Regions from separate parts of the Homo sapiens genome. Here region 2 is linked to region 1. The links are chromatin loops, found by intact Hi-C in ENCODE. Cell type or tissue: MCF 10A. All regions are shown on one strand. Links, peaks and the distances in the headings refer to the core of each region. The heading gives the core; the rest is flanking DNA.

What was found. Hi-C counts contacts between places; a loop is a spot of excess contacts. Peaks named below come from ENCODE experiments on the same cell type or tissue, not always from the same donor. Only the 100,000 strongest peaks of a DNase experiment are listed, where the experiment ranks them.
Region 2: it touches region 1 in a loop (34-fold over the local background); 12 of 110 quality-filtered maps call a loop at or near these places.

What each region holds. Positions count from the first base shown.
Region 1 is chr3:14,255,759-14,265,806 of GRCh38, forward strand. No RefSeq gene overlaps it. Among named protein-coding and RNA genes, the nearest start is that of LSM3, 82 kb to the left of the region's middle. In MCF 10A, for the core only: a CTCF peak has its summit at 5,572 (motif pointing right); a DNase peak (open chromatin) is centred at 5,573.
Region 2 is chr3:14,916,259-14,926,306 of GRCh38, forward strand. It overlaps FGD5 (FYVE, RhoGEF and PH domain containing 5), which reads left to right. Exons shown (of 20, transcript NM_152536.4): 12 at 991-1,074; 13 at 2,496-2,575; 14 at 5,660-5,759; 15 at 6,153-6,290; 16 at 6,788-6,917; 17 at 7,750-7,880; 18 at 9,812-9,940. LOC105376963 (a long non-coding RNA gene) reads right to left here and starts at 7,804. Exons shown (of 4, transcript XR_007095829.1): 1 at 7,719-7,804; 2 at 6,043-7,090; 3 at 5,051-5,201; 4 at 4,089-4,225. RefSeq lists enhancers at 4,868-5,367, 5,883-7,082 and silencers at 7,927-8,106, 9,384-9,678. In MCF 10A, for the core only: a CTCF peak has its summit at 5,073 (motif pointing left); a DNase peak (open chromatin) is centred at 5,073.

The sequences.
Region 1 (10,048 bases), core at 1,134-9,133:
ATGACTGGCCCTGAAACACAGTAAGTTCTCAGTAAATGTGGGTCACTGTGAAGGCTTGGAACTTCTATTTCTTAACTTAGTTTTTTTTTATCAAGTGTAACATTCAGCAAAGTGCGTGCATCTTAAGGGTGGGGTTTGATTAACTTTTGCCTGTGTATATAAGCATACAACCACCCCCAGGGTCAATCAATATATTGGACACTTGCAGCTCCCCAGCAAGCTCCCTCCAGCCTCAATTTCTCCATTCTCCAGACTTCTATCATTACAGATTAGTTGTGCCTAGGTTTGGTCACCATGTAAATGGAGCCACACAAGTTGTGTGTACTGTGTATATACACACAGGATATGTGCACTCTTCTGTGCCTGGTTTCCTCTGTTGAACACAAAGCCTGTGTGTTGAATCCATGTTGTGTGTAGCAGCAGCCTTTTTCCTTTTGATGTGCTGTTAGCATTGCATTGAACTGCCCCCCACGTGTCTATCCATTCTCCTGATGATGGACATTTGGTCTGTTGCCAGTTGTGGCTATTACGCATCAAGCTTCTGTGAACAGGGCTTCTGAGGACATAAGCACTGATTTCAGTTGGGCATCTACCTAGAAGAGAATGTGCTAGGTCTTAGGGTCTATGTAGACTGAGTTTAGCATTAGAATACTAATATATAATATAATGCTGCCAAAAGTTTTCTGAAGTGGTGTTAAGTGATGATCCAAACAGCAATAGTTGAGGGTTCCAGTTGCTCCATACCCACATCCTCACTGTGCAGGCTGGTTTCTCTGGGAGCAGATTTGGCCATGGAGTTTGGATCTGGAGACAGTTATTGGGGATCCACACCTGTGAAGAGAAAAGGAAGGAACAAGTTGGGGCAGAGAGAAGAGCTGAGCTGTGACTCAGGCTAGACAAAGCCCCAGTTAACCTAGCAGGGAGCTGGCTGGCGTGAGTTCTGCCCAGCAGCGTGACCCACATCCAGTGGAAACAAAAGGCTGACCTCTAAGCCCTGCTGCACTCTGCCGCCTGATCTGGGCTGCCCCAGGAGGGCCATGACCTAGGGCGGGGTGGCTCTCCTAGCAGAGGTAGACCTTGGAGGAGCCGACAGCTGCAGGCCACCTGCTGACAGCAGTATAGCTGCCAGTGCACCACACCTGCTAGCCATTTTAGTGAGGAGTGTGATGGCATCTTCCTGTGACTTTAATCTGCATTTCCAAGATGTTAATAATGCTTATATGATAATTGGCTATTTAGATGTGCTTTTTGGTGCAGTCTCTGTTCACAGCTTTTTGCCCACTTTAAAAACTGGGATGTCTGTCTTTTTCTTTCTCTTTTTCTTTTTGAGACAGGGTCTTGCTCTGGCACCCAGGCTGAAGTGCAGTCACGTGATCACGGCTCACTGCAGTCTGGATCTCCAGGGCTCAAGCAATCCTCCCAACTCACCCTCACAAGTAGCTGGGAGCACAGGTGCCCCTACCACACCCAGCTATTTTTTTTTTTTTTTAATTTTAGTAGAGACATGGTCTCGCTGTGTTGCCCAGGCTGGCCTCAAGCTCCTGAGCTCAAGTGATCCTCCTGCCTCGGCTTCCCAAAGTGCTGCGATTACAGATATGAGCCACTGTGCCTAGCCTGTCTTTTTCTTATTAATTTATAAAAGTTCTTTGTATGTTCTGGATATTGGTATTTATTTTCATAGATGTATTTCAAACATCTCTCAACCTGTTTGGTTAAGAAATTTTTGTCTACCCCAGGGTCATGAAGATATTCTTGTATTTTATTTTCCAGAAGATTTTTTGTTTTAATTTAGGTCTATGATGGATCTCGAATTAATTTTGGGGTATGATATGAGGTAGGCCCATTTTTCCCCCATATGACTCTCCAATTGAACTAATACCATTTATTAAATATCACCTTTCCTCACTGAATTGTGCATCTTTCTTGTGAATCCAGGGATTGAACACGTGTGGGTTTGTTTCTGGGCTCCCTACTGTGTTGTATTGGTCCACTTGACTAGGATCACAGTATGCCACACTGCCTTCTTACTCTGGATTTAGAAAAAACCCTTGACATCCAGTACATTAAGTCATCCAGCTTCGTACTCTTGTGAGATTGCTTTACCTATTCTAGGTCCTTGGAATTTCCACATAAATTTTGAAAACAGCATGCCAATTTTCTTGTAAATACCTGCTGGAATGGGTTTGTATTAAACATACAGATCAATCTGGCAACTTAATATTGTAATAATATTAAGCTGGTCAAACAACAAGCAGGCTACAGTCCTCTATTTAGGTCTTCTTTAATTTCTCTACACTGTTTTGTGTCGTCATAGAGGTCTTGTGCTTCTTTCATTAGACTTACTCATAAGTATTTGATGATTATTTTGGTATTATTGTAAATGGCACCTCAAAATTTTCATTTGGTAATTGTTGCCAGCACATACACACTAAACTAATTTTTGTATGTTGATTATATCCAGCAATCTTGCTAAACTTACTCATTAATACTAATAGGTTATTATTGGATTTTGGATTTTTTCCATATACAATATTATCATCTTAAATAATGAGTTTGTATGTTTCATTTCAAACTTTATTATTTTTATTTTTATTTCTGCCTCATCGAAACAACTGGGCTCTGCTGTATAATGTTGAATAGAAATGATAGTGGCGGACATCCATTTCTTGTTCCTATCCTTAGGAGAAAAGCATTCAGTATTTTACCATTAATGATGATGTTAGCTGTGTGTGTGTGTGTGTGTGAGCGTGCGCGCACACACATTTCTTTGATGGAAACTCTTTATCAGATTAAGAAAGTTCTCCTCTGTGCCTCTTTTGCTGAGAGTTAAAAAAAAACATGAATAAGTATTGAATTTTAATGAATCTTTGCCCATATGTATTGATTTTCATTCACATCTTCAGCTGCACCTCTCGAAAGCTGGAAAGTGGTATGTGGCTGGTGTCAGGCCAGAGGTTTCAGAGGGAGTCCTGCCCCTGTGGAGACCGGATGTGACGGTTACAGGAGGGCCGGAATGGGAGACAGCCCTAAAGGCACAAGTCAGCCCCAAAGACACAAGTCAGTGACACTGACGTGATCACGCACCTCGGTCCTTGTGAACTCCTCTTCTACTCACTCCCAGCAAGCACTTGGGATCTGTTTTCTGAATGGTAACTAGTGCCATGCATATAACCCTGTGGCAGGAACTGTGCTAGGCATGATGGGAGGGCACAGGACATAGCTACTGCCCCTCCAGGGCGCTGGGGGTGTCTCCATGTATCACACCATCCTGCAGTTCCTAGGAGGGCCCCAACTCTGGGCTAGAGCTACAGGCCTGTGTCCCTTGCCTCCACCAGCCCCGCAGCACCCCCTCCCTGCCCCCGCCAGAGACCAGGGCCCTCAGGAGCAGTCAGACCGACCACGAACAAACAGGGCAAGAGCAGTGGAAAATGCCCCAAATGGTCCCCACCCTCACCCATCTCTCCCCGCTGGTCAGTTGTCTTGTGGATTCTTGGCCTTCCCAGTGCGGTCTGGGAAGACTTAGATGGTTTCCTTCCAAAGCCCCAAGAAGCCAAGAACAGGAGCTGCTCCAGGCCATTTCTGTCCCTGGGTCTCCTTTCAAAGGATTTCTGGGTCAATGAAGACACAATGTGGCTTGTGGGCAGTCAAGAGAGAGGGCCTATCGTTGTTTCAGATTTCTGGCTTGGCTCAGAGATTCAGACTCTCCAATTCCCACACTAGATGCCTCAGTCCACTGGGATAAAGGCCTTGCCTCCAAAGAATGGCCATGACATTTGTTGTTTCTGCCGTGTCTGCTCAGCCTCCCTCACTGTCTTCCATAGCAAGCCTCTGTTCCAGCCAGCTTAGTGTGGAACTTAGGAATTTTTGGGTTATAAATGATAGACACTCACGATAAACTAGCCCAACTCCTAAAGCGGGGATTTATTGGTTCACAGATCTAAAAAGCCTAGGAGAAAATGGCCTCAGGTTGGGCTGGATCCAGGTGCTCAAACACTGTCACCAGGAATGTGACTGTCTCCATCTGTGGCTCTGTTTTCTCCCGTATGGGTTTTATTATCTTCCTTTGTGGTGGCAAAGATTGGGCTTGCATCCTTCCAGCTTGACAACTCTGTTGGAAAGACAACACTTTTTTCAATAGGTGCAGCAACAATCTCAGGAAAGGCTCTCATTGGCCCAGCTGAATTCACACACCCATATCATGAGAATCAGCCTCACTAGAAACACATGATCTGAGGATGTGGGAAATGTGCATCCTCAGAGGAAAAAAAATGGGTGTTACAACCAGAATTAAGGGTTTTAAACAAGCAAAATCAGTAGGTGCCACCTCTTCTAGCTGCCCTGCCACCTCTATGCCTTTGTTCAAGTTTCCCTTTCTGGAATTCTGTTTGCCTTCCTGGGCTCAATGCTTCCTTTTCTTCAAGCTCCCCCTCCCTTAGGAAGCCTTCCCTAGCCTTTGAGCCTCCCCCTGCTCTGAACTCACCATGTGCCAATGGTCTAGACATTTGATTTTATTTTAAAATGAACATTATCTGATTTTTTTGATCATAGCAAAATAATACTTATTTCCCAAACAAATCAGAAGATACAAAAGTGAAATCCTATATCACCCACAGAGCCTGCTCTGAGGAGGCGGCATTGTGCCCAGGTTTGAGTAGAAATTGGCAGGGATGGGGCAGGGCCAGGATTGTCTCAGGGCCGGGAACCAGCAGTGGGTGGAAAGACCAGGATGGGAAAGAACTCAAAAGATTTGAGGACCTGAAGGAGCCCAGTGAGCAGGAGCAGAGAGAGAAGGGGTCAAGGGTATGGAACAAGGTTGGCTTGAGGGTGCTTTTACTCTAGTGAGGCAGGAAACTGCAGGAGGAGTTTAAGCAGGGAAGCAACATGATCCAGCTGGCGCTGGGGCCATTCTCCGGGCTGTGTACTGGAAAATGCAGAAGGGCAAGGTTGGAGGCCCCTGCAGTCATCCAGGCCAGACATGATGCTGGTCCGGCCAGAGGTGGTGGTCGTGGAGAGGATTACAAGCCGGTGGGCTTCAGAGACAGAACTGACTTGGCGATGCGCTGGTGTAACAGTCAGGGTGGGGGACATGAGGCTGAGTGATTTCTAGGTTTCTGGCTTGAGCAGCCATGTAAATGGGGTGCATTTACTGCCATGGGAAAGATGGTGAGTTGGGGACATTCTCTCTAGATGTGAGCCCGAAATGGATCTATACTTACATTTTGCATAAGTTGCATGGTGACACTCTGATTCCTGCTCTCTTCCCCACTCAACTGAGCATCTTTCCATGTCAGCATGGCACTCATGGCACTTATGACAATGCCTGCACACTATTCCCGAAGATGATATCCCATAATTTCTTTAACCAAGTCCCCATGGTGGACACATAAGTTGTTTCTGTAGTGCCCATTTAGGACTTGATTAGATTCCATATTACAATTTATTTTATTTTTATCGAATTATTTGTTTCTCAATCATTAGTCCCTTTATCTTTTCTCCAGCTTTCCCAATTTCAGGACCTGCAAACTTGTCTCCAAGTTCCTGCCCTCGGTGCCTTGCACTCTGGCCACTAGATGGCGGTGTTGCATAGGGTCCCCGCTGGCTCCAGTCCACAAGAGACTCCACTTAGCAGGACGCCTGACCTCCAGACTCCGACCTCCACCCAGCAGGGCAAGACCTTCCCTGGAGACCCATGGGTGGACCTCCCATTCTCAGTGCCCAAAGAATTCCTGCCCTAGGTGTGACCTGCGGCCCATTTGTAAACGGATGGCTTTGCTCTCCCCTGCAGAAATAGGTTGGGGGTTGAGGGACTGGCGTTTTTGGCAATGGCTTCTGAAATGTGGTATCCCAGTTGCCTGTGGTGCCTGAGATGGTTCGAGGTGCCAGGAGCTACGTTACCAGAGCTTATTTGGTCGGTTTTTAGAAAAATAGAATTTGTCCTTCAAACCCACAGTTTCATGTACTATTATTATTTAGAATGAGATTAAGTCCAAAGAAAAACTTTAAATTAAATTTAAATGTTAAATGTAAAGAAAAATAGCAGTACGGATAGAACATAGAGAAATCACTGGATTCACTGCAGATTGCTGGCTTCCAGCTCAGTCTAAATGGGAAATGTTGATGGCTTCATAAAATCTTAGAAGGACTGAATTTTAAAACTTAGACCCTGGAGAACATCACACCTAGAAGGAGAACCTTAGAACCACAGTATCTTTGCTGGCATTTTCAAAGATAACGCCATCTTAATCAATACTTTATCATCTTTATCTCCGTACTTAAGAAAATGATCTTGCAACTCTGAGAATCCATAACAGCTTGGGATCATAGTATTTTGGAAGATTAGACTTATGGAATCCTAGACTTCCAGAACTTTAGTGTGAAGAAGTCCACACTAAGGTCAGGTGGAAGAGGAAATTACAGTTGGAAAAGAGAGATTGAGGTCCTGCAGAATGGTGGCCCCTGAGGCTCTCACCTTCTTCCTCCTGCCTCCTGTCTGACCCTTCACCCCAGTGTGCTCAGGGCTCCCACTCTGGGCTCTGCTCCCAGCAGAGAGCATCACCCAGGACAGCTGTCTTCTCTTTAGCAACACTCACTCCCCCATCTCCTTCCTGGCACTCCTCTATGCTAGCTAATCTGACAGCTTAATGAATCCACACTGCCTCAGACTGATGGGCAAATGAGTGATTTATGTGAAGAAATGACCTCCCCCTCAAGTAATAAGTGCTTTCTACGGAATGTTGCAATCTACATGGTGGTGCTGATGGTGACATTTGAGGCAGGATGGCCAGCAATGAGGAAAATATCATGGCATCTTTGGATGTTTTTCAAATCATCACCTACTAGTGCCTCCATTTTTGCTTTTTATTTCCACCAGGGATTGCAGAGATTGGATTTGGGATTGCAGGGAGAGATATCCAGAGGAAACTTGCTTCTGCTTCTTTTCTGATCTCAAAGTTCAGATGTCCAACTAGAGACCAAACTCATTAGCTTCTGGAGGCCTGAATATTTACAACTCCTTCCCATCTTTCTTTCTTTTCTTTTGAGACAGGGTCACACTGTCACCCAGGCTGGAGTGCAGTGCTGCAATCATGGCTCACTGCAGCCTTGCCCTCCTGGGCTCAGGTGATCCTCCCACAGTTAGTGGTGGTGAATCCACACAGGTCTGCAGCAAACTCAGTTCTTGCCTCCTCAGAAGAAAGAGTCTGACCAAAGTGCATAAGGCAGAGTGAGAGACTGAGGAAAGTTTTAGAGCAGGAGTGAAAGTTTATTAGAAAGTTTTAGAGCAGGAGTGAAAGTTTATTAGAAAGTTTTAGAGCAGGAACGAAAGGAAGTAAAGTACACTCAAAAAGAGGGCCAGGCAGGAGACTTGAGAGGTGCAAGTGTATGGTTTGACCTTTGACTTGGGGTTTTATACATTGGAGTGCTTCCAGGGGGTCGTGTCCCTTCTCCCCTGATTCTTCCCTTTGGGTGGCTGTCCACATGCACAGTGGCCGGCCAGCACAGTGTGTTTACTGGAGTTGTGCACGTGCTCACTGGAGGTATTCTTCTCTTACCAGTCTAGCATTCCTAGAGGAAGTTCATATACCAATTAAACCCCACCGTTTTGCCTCTTAATGCACATGCTTGAGCCCACTCACCCAACTCCTGAGATCTTATCAGGAAGCGGCTGATCACCAGCTTCAGGTGTTTCTATCTATTGGGAGACCGGCTTTCCCAGCACTGGCTGTAACCAATTATCATTATTTTAGAGGGACAGTTAACAACCGCCTGACCGTCACCTGATGGTCACCTCACATTCCTGATCCGGAGGCAGGGCCCTCTCCTGCCCTGCTCATGTCTGACTAGCTACCTACTGTAACACTACCTCAGTCCCCTCCCCCAAGAGCTGAGACTATAGGAACACACCACCACATCCAGCAAATTTTTGAATTTTTTTGTATAGATGCTGTCTCAATGTTGCACAGGCTGGTCTCAAACTCCTCAGCTCAAGTGATCCTCCTGCCTTGGCCTCCCAAATCCTTCTCATTTTTCAAGACTACTGAGATGTCACCTCCTCTGGAAAGCCTTCTGGGATTGTTCTTCCTAGAGAGCTGAACATCTTCTGAGGACTTCGTATCAGCACCATGCATTTGTCTGCCAGCTGTACTCGCTGAACTGTGTTCACTAATAACCACTGGGGAATGATTATTCCCCAATGTCTTTCTAATGTCTTAGAATTCGTGACCTAGGGTTTGCCAACCTGAGGGCCCATAGCGGCCAGTTCAGGATGTCGGGGACTGCAGTAAACCAGAGGATTTATCCGGTGGTCGCTCCTTATTTTGGCCAGCAGGGCCGTCTGGAAATGACAGTTCAGTGTTGCCAAATCTTCTACCAGTTTTGAAACACTGACGATATGGTTTGGCTCTGTGTCCCCATCCAAATCTCATGTTGAATTATAATCCCCAGTGTTGGAGGTGATGCCTGGTGGGAGGTGATTGGATCATGGGGCGGACTTCCCCATTTGGTGCTGTTTTTGTGATAGAGTTCTCACGAGATCTGATTGTTTAAAAGTGTGTGGCACCTCCCCTCTCTCTTCCTCGCACTCTGGCCATGTGAAGTGCCTTGTTCCCCCTTCGCCTTCCGCCATGATTGGAAGCTTCCTGAGGCCCCCCAAGAAGCAGATGCTGCTGTGCTTCCTGTACAGCCTGTGGAACCATGAGCCAAATAAACCCATTTTCTTTATAATTACCCAGTCTCAAGTATTTCTTTATAGCAATTCAAGAATAGACTGATACAGCCGATAGTTATTTTTACATAAAAACCTCTCCTTCCAGGCAAATAAAGCATATCAACAGATTTATCACTGGAGCCCAGGACTCTGGGAGGCTCTGCTTTAGGTCCTTGTTGGTCTGCATGCTTCTGGGTGCTTGGAGTCATGCATGACAAGGGTGGTCCTTAGCGGACACTGCTACTCATTCACCTTCTGCCTGTCGGAGCATCTGGAACCTTACATTATTGAAGGCATGTTGCAGAAGTCAGGTGCGTCAGTTTTCACACATGACCCCCAAATTCTTTGATGTTCCTTCCATCAGGAGGCAGGGTGCAACCTAGCCCCTCCTTCCCCTGGAATCTGCAGCCTGTGGCTGCTTGACCAATGGAGTATGGCAGAAGAGCCACTATGACAGCTTTGGGATACTGGTTCTCAGAACCCAGACAGGCCCTGAGGAAGCCCAAGCAGCCCGTAAGGAGGCTGAGTGGAATGAAACCAAGACCCTCATCCCACCCTTATCCTCCCCTGAGCTCCCCCTCATAGCCAGCCCCAACTCGCCATGAGTGCACCATCTTGGAAATGGTCCCCCCCGCCAACCTGTCACAGCTGACACCACACAGAGCAGAGATGAGCCTTCCCCTCTAAGCCCTGCCTGAACTGTGGATTCATGAGCAAAATCAAACTACTAAGCATGGGGGTTGTTTGTCACACAGCAATAGATAACTGCAACATCCGTAGACCTGGGCTCCAGTACTGGCTCCTTTTGCCCCTGACTCTGGTATCTTGGACCCCTTGCCTCCCCACAATCTCAGCCTACACACTTAAGAAGGGAGGGTTTGGTCTGCTCACAGTGTGGAATGCTGTGATGTCTATGCAGCTGTGGGGGTGTGAAGTGGCATCCCCACCTTGGAAAGCAGTTGGGCATCATCAAGGGAAGCGCAAGACGCCCTGACCCTGTGACCCAGCCATTGCACTCTGAGGTTAACTCTGCACAAGTGCTCTGGAAGACAAGTTCAGCTGACTTGAGGGCAAACAACTGGAGACGGCCTAGGAGTCCATCCTCGGGAGAAGGGCTTCATGCATCGTGGCTTATGTACAGACTGCAGATGAATGGATTCACGCTCTGTGCAGCCGTGTGCAGGAGCCTCCATAACGTGATGTTGAGTCAAAACGATAAGCTGAAGGGTGACTCATCCAGCATAGTCCCATTAAGTTTGAGAGCAAACAAAACCAATGTTTATAGATACAGATGTATGTGTGAAAACAAATATGGGAAGGTAAACTCCAGATGCAAGGAGTTAA
Region 2 (10,048 bases), core at 1,298-9,297, 660 kb after region 1:
ATAGTCTCAACGCTGGTCCATAATATGGTCAGGATTTACAACCCTGAGCGTGATGTCATCTTCTCACACCTGAAACCGTTTAGCTAACCAGAAATACTCTCTCCTAAGGAGATAAAGTGACTTTCATTACATGTCTTTCTGTCTGCCCTGCTGTGGGGAGAGCTTTAGTTGTTCATTCAACAAATATTAATTGAGCACCTACTCTGTGAAGGGACCTGGAAGTACAGCAGCAAGCAGGGCCCACCACTTCCCTGTCCTCAGGGTGTCTCCCAACCCTTCCTTAGCTATACTTTATCGAGCTTTATTTTTATAGTGAAATGCATCAACCTTAAGCATATGTGTTAGTTGGTACTGACAAGTGTATATCACAGTGTAACCACCACCTGGGTCGAGATGTGGAACATTTCCAACCTCCAGAAAGTTCCTCTGTGCCCGTTTGGAGTTCATTTCTCCCAACCCTGGGGGCCCCCATCAACCACTGGCCTGACTTTTGTCCCTATTTAGATTAGTTCTGCCTATTCTGGAGTGTCACAGAAATGTCATCAAACAGCATATACTCTTTTGTGCCTCGCTTCTTCACTCAGCATGATTTTGAGATGCATCCACGTGGTGGTGTGTATTGGTGGCATGTTCCTTCTGGCTGCTATAAGGTATTCTGTGGTATATGGATAGACCAGTTTGTTTATCCATTCACCTGCAGATAGACATTGGAATTGTCCCTACTTTCTGGCTGTTACAAATAAAGCCACTATGAACATACTCACACGACTTCTTGAGGGCATATGCATTTATTCCTCTCAAGCATCGAACCAGGAGTAGAGTGGCAAGGAAGGGGCTCACATTTTGGCCGCAACGTTTTTGCTCACCTGTGGGGGTTACTGAGGAATACAAGATGCCTGTGCACAGCGGAGCTCAGGGATCCTTTGAGGACAGAAGCCTGGCGCAGCCTTCTGGGGCCAGGGTCCTCTCATAGGGTTTCCCTCTCTCCAGATGAACGATGTGCTCCTGTACACCTATCCCCAGAAGGATGGGAAGTACCGGCTGAAGAACACATTGGCTGTGGCCAACATGAAGGTAAATATCTGGTGCCAGGTACCCCCGGGTTGGGGGACAGGGAGACCCCAGGGGAGAAGGGGACAGCATCCTGCTCCCAGGAGCACCCAGACCAGCTGGAAGAGGGAGGCCCTGCGGAAACAGTGTTGGGCTACAGCAAGTTTGTGCTGTAAGTTGCCCAGGGAAAGGGGAGGGGGATGGAGGGCTTCTTGGAAGAGGAGACTGAACCCTTAGAGTGGATAATATTTGGTCGGATCAGGAAGGAAGGGAAGGAGGGGCATCCTATGAGGAGGAAAATGCATAAGGAAGGGCCTGGGTTGGGGGAACAAGCAGGTGGTTGGTAATTTTTTTAATTGTGATAAAATACACATATCATTTTAAAAGTAACCATTTTTAAATGTACAGTTCTGTGGCACTAAGCACATTTACATTGCTGTGTATCCAGCACCACCATCCATCTCAGAACTCTTTCCTCTCCCCAGACTGAAACTCTGCCCACATTAAAAACCAACTCTCCATTCCCCTCCTTCTCAGCCCCTGGCACCTACCATTCTACTTTCTATGTCCATGAATTTGACTACTATGGGTACCTCGAATGAGGAGTCACACAGTATTGATCCTTGTTTCACTTAGCACAGTGTCCTCAAGGTTGATCCCTGTCATCTGTAGTATGGGTCAGAATTTTCCTTCCATTGTGTGGATAGACCACATGGTGTTTATTCAATCCTCTGCCGATGGACACTGGTGGCTTCCACCTTTAGGCTGTTGTGAGTAATACTGCTGTGAATATGGGCATATGTGTGGGGCTTAGCTCCGTGTAACTTGGTCCTGAAGATGGGAACACTTGGGAGCTGTTGGGGACTTTGAGGAGCAGGAGGTTTTAGGAAGTTAATTCTGGTGCAACAGGAGGCTGAAGTTAGAGAGGGCAACACTGAGGTGGGACAGTGGAGCCGCAGGCGGTTGTCATTGTCAAGGGCAGAGGCAGGGATGGCCAGGAGAGCTGAGAGAGGCACTGTGCAATCTCTCTTGATCCTGTAGGCTCTTTACCATGGGGAAGGGGAAGGAGGAAGCACCTTTCTCAGCATGGAGGTTTGTTCCCTTTTGGAACCAAAGGCTCCACCGAGGAGCCTGTTAGAAAAAGGCATGGGAGACGTGGTCACTGGCAGGTACTTGTCCAACATGACAGTGCACCTGGGGTTGCCCGGGCTGGGCCCTGAGCATGACGCTCTGCAGCCTTCCCAGCGGTGGGTGAGTGGCCAAGAATGATGGAGCTGGCAGCCAGGCACCTTCCACAGCACCTACCATCACAGAAAGGTATGCCCTGAGGCTAGAGAACGGCAGTAGGTGGACATGGTCCCTCTGTTCATCTGCTGCCAGGAGAAGCCGGTCTACACTTGCCCCTCCCTGCCCCACCCTGAAGGAGGCTGCTGTTGGTTTTCCAGGTCAGCCGCCCTGTGATGGAGAAAGTGCCCTACGCTCTAAAGATTGAGACTTCCGAGTCCTGCCTGATGCTGTCTGCGAGGTACGGGCAGGTGGAGGGAGGATGGCGCACAAGGCAGAGGTGTGAGCATGGGAAGGTTCAGAACAACAGATAAGGATGTGCTGTTTTTATTTTGGTATCCTTCTGGGTCAAAGTATCCTTCTGGGTCAAAGGACTTTTTTTCTTTTCAGTGTTTCTTAACCTTTTGGGGAATTTGATAAAAACTTTTCTCCCCCCAAAAAATGTACACACTCATAAAATTTTATATATAACTTCAGGGGTTTCTAGAGCCCATGGCTTAAATATGGCAATAGCAATGTCTCATGTTTGTGGAGCTCTTTATGGATGATTGGGTCTCTACAGCAACACGAAAAGTTAAGGCCAGTAAAAAATGTATTGTGTGCTGCTGTTCATAAAGTGGCCTGCCTTTTTGCGTTCCTGTCTAGAAGATGAGAGAAAAAAAATAATAAGTGAGCGTTCATCACTTATGTTGCCCTGTCTGTGTGGTGTCTTAGTCCATTCAGGCCACTATAACAAAAATACCAGGCCGGGCGCGGTGGCTCACGCCTGTAATCCCAGCCCTTTGGGAGGCCGAGGCGGATGGATCACAAGGTCACAAGATCGAGGCCATCCTGGCTAACACAGTGAAACCCCGTCTCTACTAAAAATACAAAAAATTAGCCGGGCGTGGTGGCAGGCACCTGTAGTCGCAGCTACTCGGGAGGCTGAGGCAGGAGAATGGCGTGAACCGGGGAGGTGGAGCTTGCAGTGAGCCGAGATTGCACCACTGCACTCCAGCCTGGGCTACAGAGCAAGACTCCGTCTCAAAACAAAAACAAAAACAAAAACAAAAATACCATAAACTGAGTGACTTATAAACAACAGAAATTTCCCACAGGCTGCAGGTCAGGAAGTCCAAGGTCAAGGCACTGACTGATTCGGTGTCTGGTGAGGTTCTGCTTCCTGGTTCAAAGACGGTGCCTTCTCACATAGACAATGCCACCTCATGTGGTGGGAGGAGCAAGGGTCTCTCTGGGGCCTCTTGTATAAGGGCACTAATCTCATTCGTGAGGGCTCCACACCCATGGCCTCATCACCTCCCAAAGGCCCTGCCTCCCAACACCAGCACCTTTGGGAAGAGGATTTCTGCATTTGAATTTGGGGGGACACAAACATTTAGACCACAGTGGGGCATGGCATTTCTATCAGAAAGGTCTGCATTTTCTCCAGGCCCTCGGGTTGCCTGGGATCCTCATCTCTGGCTTCAGACCATGACCTTAAAGAGCATCCCCTTTTCCTTCTTTCAGGGCAAGGTAAGCTCAAGCTCTCGGGGGCTTGGAAACCAGGGAGGTATGCCTCCAGCCAAGAGTAGCTCTTCAGCCAGGGACGTGCATGGCAGGGGTCAGCAAGGCTTCTGGGGCTTGGGTGTCTACTCTCAGCAAGCACATGAGATGGGATGGCAGCAGTGCCTATCACATGGGGGTTTATCCTGCATTGGGCGGTTCTGAGTGTGAAATGGGATCTAAATGCACTCATGCACATGCACTCTCATAGATGCATTTTCTCATTAAAATCATTTATTAGGTGGGGCATGGTGGCTTATACCTGTAATTCCATCAATCTGGGAGGCTGAGGCTGAAGGATTACTTGAGGCCAGGAGTTTGGGACCAGCCTGGGCAACATAGTGAGACCCTGTCTCAAAAAAAAAAAAAATTTAAGCATTTATTAGCCACACCTCAGTGCCAGGTCTGGCAACAATTTAGCCGTTGTTGTGCTCTCCAGGAGCCCACATTACAGGTAGGAGAGTTGTAAACTGCTTCAGATGCAGGGCAGTAACTGCTGTAACAATTAATAGTGGTAATGACAGCAGTAACAGGCATTGGACACCTGTCAGGCCCCAGACGCCGCCGTGATCCTCATCACCACCCTTAGAGCTGGGGTTTGCGGCTCCTTCCATGCATAGGGAGTTGAGGCTTGCAAAAGGGTCACACAGCCAGGTGAGGTGGAACTGGAGTTTGAACCCAGGACTGTGTGGACCAGAGCTCTTATCTGTTACAGTCTACTGCATGAGGGAGTAGAAAAGGGCTTGGAAACCCAAAGGAGGGACTGCCCCATCTGGAGGAGTGAGGGAATGCTTCCTGGAGGAGGTGATGCCTGGGTGGGGGTCGTGGCCTCACCTCTCCTTGTGATAAAATCAAGGGCAGGAGGCTGCCAGCAAATAGTTTCTGTTAGTCCGGCCATGACTTGAGGGTGGTGACGATCCACACGTGGGCCTTCAGGTGGGGCTGCCCATCTCCCAGGGCAAGGACAGTGGCCTTTAGCATGCCAGTCACCTTCCTGCTAGTCCAGACCCTTCACACTTGAAGCTCCCAGGGGACCGCAGGACCCATTCATCACATTTTAGGGACATGGTGTCTTGCTGCCCACAATGCTGATTCAGCCTCTGCCCTGCAGCACTGCTCCCGCCCAGGCCAGCGGGCCCTTATGCTTGCTTTCCGGGGCAGGCTGCACACTTACCTGTGGTGTAGGCGCGGCATCTAGTGGACACTGTGAGAACTTCACCCAGCTAGCTGGCACCCAGCCCAGGCGTAGCTCTTGCCACTCAGGAAGCCCTCCCTGGTGCAGAGCAGGGACTTGGAAAGTGCCTGTTGGATGACTGTCTGGGAAGCTATGTGGGGAGATGAGGAAGGTGGGAGACACAGATGTTTACCTTTGCCAGCTCCCACCTACCCCTCATCCTCCACAGGTACCCAGCCCTCTGTCCCCTGCCAGCCCGTTTCTCCTGAAGTGTGGGACCCTCTGGGCCTTCCTAATGTCTCTTGCTTTTGCACAATGTTGACAATGTGGTTCCACGTCCCACATCTCCCTTCATCCCCACAGCAGCCCTGGGAGTTAGGGGAATATCATTATTCCAGTGTAAGAAGAAACAGACCCAAGGACAGCTAATGGACCAGTGGTCTGCTCGTAAACCTAGTCTGGCAGGTGATCTCTTCTTTGCTGGTGGTTCTGGGCAGTGTGAGAGGTGCAGGCTCAAGGGGCATCTGAGTGAGAACCTCATCCATGCCGAGATGGAGGGTGGGAGGCAGAGCTGCTCCTGCCTTTGCTCACTCCAGCCCATGCCCGCAGCTCCTGTGCAGAGAGGGACGAGTGGTATGGCTGTCTGAGCAGAGCCCTCCCTGAGGACTACAAGGCCCAGGCGCTGGCTGCATTCCACCATAGCGTGGAGGTGAGTGGGTGGGCAGGGCCCACGGGCCACCAGCTTCAGAGACCTGGGGTTCCCTGGGCGGGCATTGCTGTTGCCACTCACACCCAGATGGACGTGTAGCTCCTGTCTTGGGGCACTGGCTCCCCCCACACCCCTGCCATGCTCCCACCCTAGTCAGGGGCGGCCTCCGTGTAACCTAGGAGCCCAGCACCCACAGTCTTGTTCTCACAGTCTGGCTGTTTCCCAACCAAGGGTGAGCATCCTGGAGGGTGCAGGAGAGGCCTTTCACATCAGACCCACTCACCCACACATCACACACCCTGCACAGAGACGCAGGGCAGGGCTCACTGGGCTCTGCATCTGGCTGGTCTCCTGGCCACATTCCACATTACTCAGCCAATTCTGTTGCTGCAGATACGAGAGAGGCTGGGGGTTAGCCTTGGGGAGAGGCCCCCCACCCTGGTGCCTGTCACACACGTCATGATGTGCATGAACTGCGGCTGCGACTTCTCCCTCACCCTGCGGCGTCATCACTGTCACGCCTGTGGCAAGGTGAGTCGCTGCATCTGGGGTGAGTGTGTGCATGGGGGTGGGGTGGGGGAAGGGCATGTCCCTGCCCAGCCGGGGGCTCAGGGATGTCCAGCAGCTACTGTAAGCCCCAGAGTGAGGCATGTTCACACCAACCCGAGAGGAACAGATTGCTAATTCCCATTTTATAGATCATCAAACCAGAGCTCCAAGTCCCAGGCCTCTTCCACACCACCACGTTTTCAACAGAAAACCGTAGCATACGTGGCTATTGTGCTTGGAGAAAAAAGTATCATGTAGTGGTTAAGGGCGCGGGCTCATCAGAAAAGCAGATAGGCGCTGGCTCAGAAACAAGATGAAGCCTTGCCGGAAAAGTAGGGGACACGCACAGCTCCATGATCAGAACCTGGGGCTCCCTAGGGGCAGTTGTGGGTGGATTAGCAGAGGGAGCGGAGGGGAGGGGTGCAGGTCTCCTTTGCATGCACTGAGAGGGGTGAGAATCTTCCCACCTGGGCCTGCAGATCGTGTGCCGGAACTGTTCGCGGAACAAGTACCCGCTGAAGTACCTGAAGGACAGGATGGCCAAGGTCTGCGACGGCTGCTTCGGGGAGCTGAAGAAGCGGGGCAGGGCTGTCCCGGGCCTGATGAGAGGTAACCTGGGGACCACTTGCCTTCTTCCAAGTGGCCTGGTGGCTTCTCCCCAGGCTCCAGTGGCTTCTCTGTGGTCCATGGTTCATGCCTGAAACCGCTTTCCCTGGAGGGAGTTATTCACTCCATGGAGGGAGGAAACAGAGGTTCGGGCACCATTTTCCAATATGTGGATTCTGTGGAAAATTGATCGGTGTCCCCAGAAGAAGAGCTCTGTGGGTAGCTAAGCTTAGGAATCAGTGTGTGTGTAAGGGGACAGAGGCAGGGAGCTCCTGTGTCCTTTACCATAGAGGCCCTCTTGTCAAGTATCCTATAGGCCTGTGCCTGTAGCGCCTTTCTGGGACTAAGGACTATATAAGCGTGGCAGCAGAGGAGCTGGGGTCAGGGAGGGGTGAAGCTGTTCCACACAGGAGCCTTGGGAAGCTGAGCCGGCCCCTGAGAGACCTGGTCAGTGCTGAAGGGACAGGCCTTGCCCAAGCAGGGTCAAGTTCCCAGGAAGGAGAGCAGGTGTATCTTGGGCCTAAAACTAAAGTCTTTCCCTGGCCTCCACTCCACGGGGCTGGACTAAGGTCATCAGAGAAGACAGCCCAGTCCCTGCTACCTGGAGGCCTGGAGGTGAAGGGCTGTCCAGCGCCCTGGAAAAGCGTCCCCTCCCCAGCCCCCATAGCCTTTGTCTGTTCCTGCAGGAGGGAGGGAGGAAGAGTGCTTGACTTTCAGGTCCCACTTAACCCCCATGGCTCACATTCCTAGAGGGATTTTACAGGAATCAGTGTTCCAAAGACAAGCCGCAGGCACGCCTCTCACCTCCCTTCCATGTGGCTTCTTTCAGTTACAGAGCGGCCTGTGAGCATGAGCTTCCCGCTGTCTTCACCCCGCTTCTCGGGCAGTGCCTTTTCATCCGTCTTCCAGAGCATTAACCCCTCGACCTTCAAGAAGCAGAAGAAAGTCCCTTCAGCCCTGACAGAGGTAAAGCAGGCAGGGCTACCCAAGTGGGAAGTAGGGCATTTGGAAGGTTCATGGTCATCCTGGGTAGACGGAGTCAGACCCTGCCCTGTCCCAGCCTGACCAGTCTCTTCCAGACAGAGCATTCCTAATGGAAGCATCCCAGCTACGAGGACCGACTTGACAGTGATGGTGCTAGGCGACATCTTTCCCATCCTTCTCTCTACCTCTCCCCTCCTCCTCTTTCTTTTCTCTCCTTTTTCTCCTGCCCCATAGCTTAGATCTAGTACCCAAGCAGACTGCACAGATCACGGGGGCTCTTCATTCTAAAGGAGCCAAATTCCTGTGTTGGTCCTTCCATGTCATCCCCTCATCCTAGGGGTCCCAACCCGGCTCAGGTGTTGACGTCCCTGGAGGCCATGGGCTCCGCAGGAAACTTCAGAACTGGCTAAACTCAATTGTATCCCACAAATAGGACCAGATTGTATGTCTGTATTTCCATTCACAACCACAGACCAATGTATGTCTGTGAATACACAAGGAGTCCACAAGTGTGATCAGCTGCTTCCAAGTTAGTCCATTAATATCAAGTAGCAGGTAGCAAGGGTTTAAAAAAGTGTTAGGGAATGGAAAATTTAAATAGGTACAGTTTTATCCATTAACTTGTTCCTTTTGCAAATTAAAAATCTTGGAAATCACACATACGGCCGGGCGCGGTGGCTCACGCCTGTAATCCCAGCACTTTGGGAGGCTGAGGTGGGCAGATCACGAGGTCGGGAGATCCAGACCATCTTGGCTAACACAGTGAAACCCCATCTCTACTAAAAATACAAAAATCAGCCGGGTGTGGTGTCATGCAGCTGTAGTCCCAGCTACTCGGGAGGCTGAGGCAGGAGAATCGCTTGAACCTCAGGGAGGTGAAGGTTGCAGTGAGCTGAGATGGCGCCACTGCACACCAGCCTGGCGACACAGCAAGACTCTGTCTCAAAAAAAAAAAAAAAAAAAAAAAAAAAACACATACATGGTTAAACATTTTTCCCAAAAAAGTACAAAACAGCACATATGATGAAAAGTGAGTTTCTCATCCTTCCCAGCCTCCCTCAATCCCACTGCCATCAAGTTTCTTATGGAACCTTGTGGAAATTTTCATGCACATACATAATACAGATGTACATTCATAGATCTTCTTTTTCTACCCAGAAGACAACATATTATACAGAATCTCTTCTGTTTTCTCCACTTAATTTGTCTTAGAGATCATTTCATAATCACATATATGTATAAACCTCACATTTTTTACATTGCATTCCTCTTTTACTAGTAAGGAAATTGAGACTTAGAAGAAGTCAGCAAATTGCTCATCATTAACCACCTAGTAATTGGTAGAGCCTGAATGGGAAATCCAGGTTGGTATTAACTCCAAGCCTGCGTTCCTCACCACATAAAGCCTGTGGACAGAATACTACTACCCCCCGCCACCACAAAGAGTAGTAATAATAATAAAAGGACTTAACGCTGCACACACCCCACTAGGCAGGAGACTATAATACCTTTTAGGCAACAGTACAAAGAGGATCCCTCCCTAAATGTGAGGAAGAGATAAGTTGAAAGTGCAAGAGTTAATTTTAGAAGGAAGAACCTTTCGCCGAAGTACCTGAACGAAGTTTCTTGAGTTGAGGGGCTTAGGTTGAGAGGGAACCAAGAATCTGAAAAACCACTAGAGGGCAGCATCAGCATTCCCAAAGTCAGCTGGGTCCATTCATTAAATCCTGTTTCTCAAAGCATGAAGCACTATCTTGCTGACTTTGGTACTGGATAGATCCTGAGACCTTATCCAGTGTCAAAGCAGTATAAGTAGTCAGCCAAATGGTTTGCAGTGTCATTTTGAATTGTGCTCTGTTTGAACTGTGCCTGACCACCGGGGTGGGCTGACCGCTCTGCTTCCCTCCTGCCAGGTGGCTGCCTCTGGAGAGGGCTCTGCCATCAGTGGCTATCTCAGCCGGTGTAAGAGGGGCAAGCGGCACTGGAAGAAGCTCTGGTTTGTCATCAAAGGCAAAGTTCTCTACACCTACATGGCCAGTGAGGTAGTAGTGATCTGCACTCTCTCCCCTCTCCTCTCTCCTGTGAAATGACCCCCTGGGGCCTGCACACATCCTGTCACTTGCAAAGCTGTGTGAGTCCTGGCTGCTGAG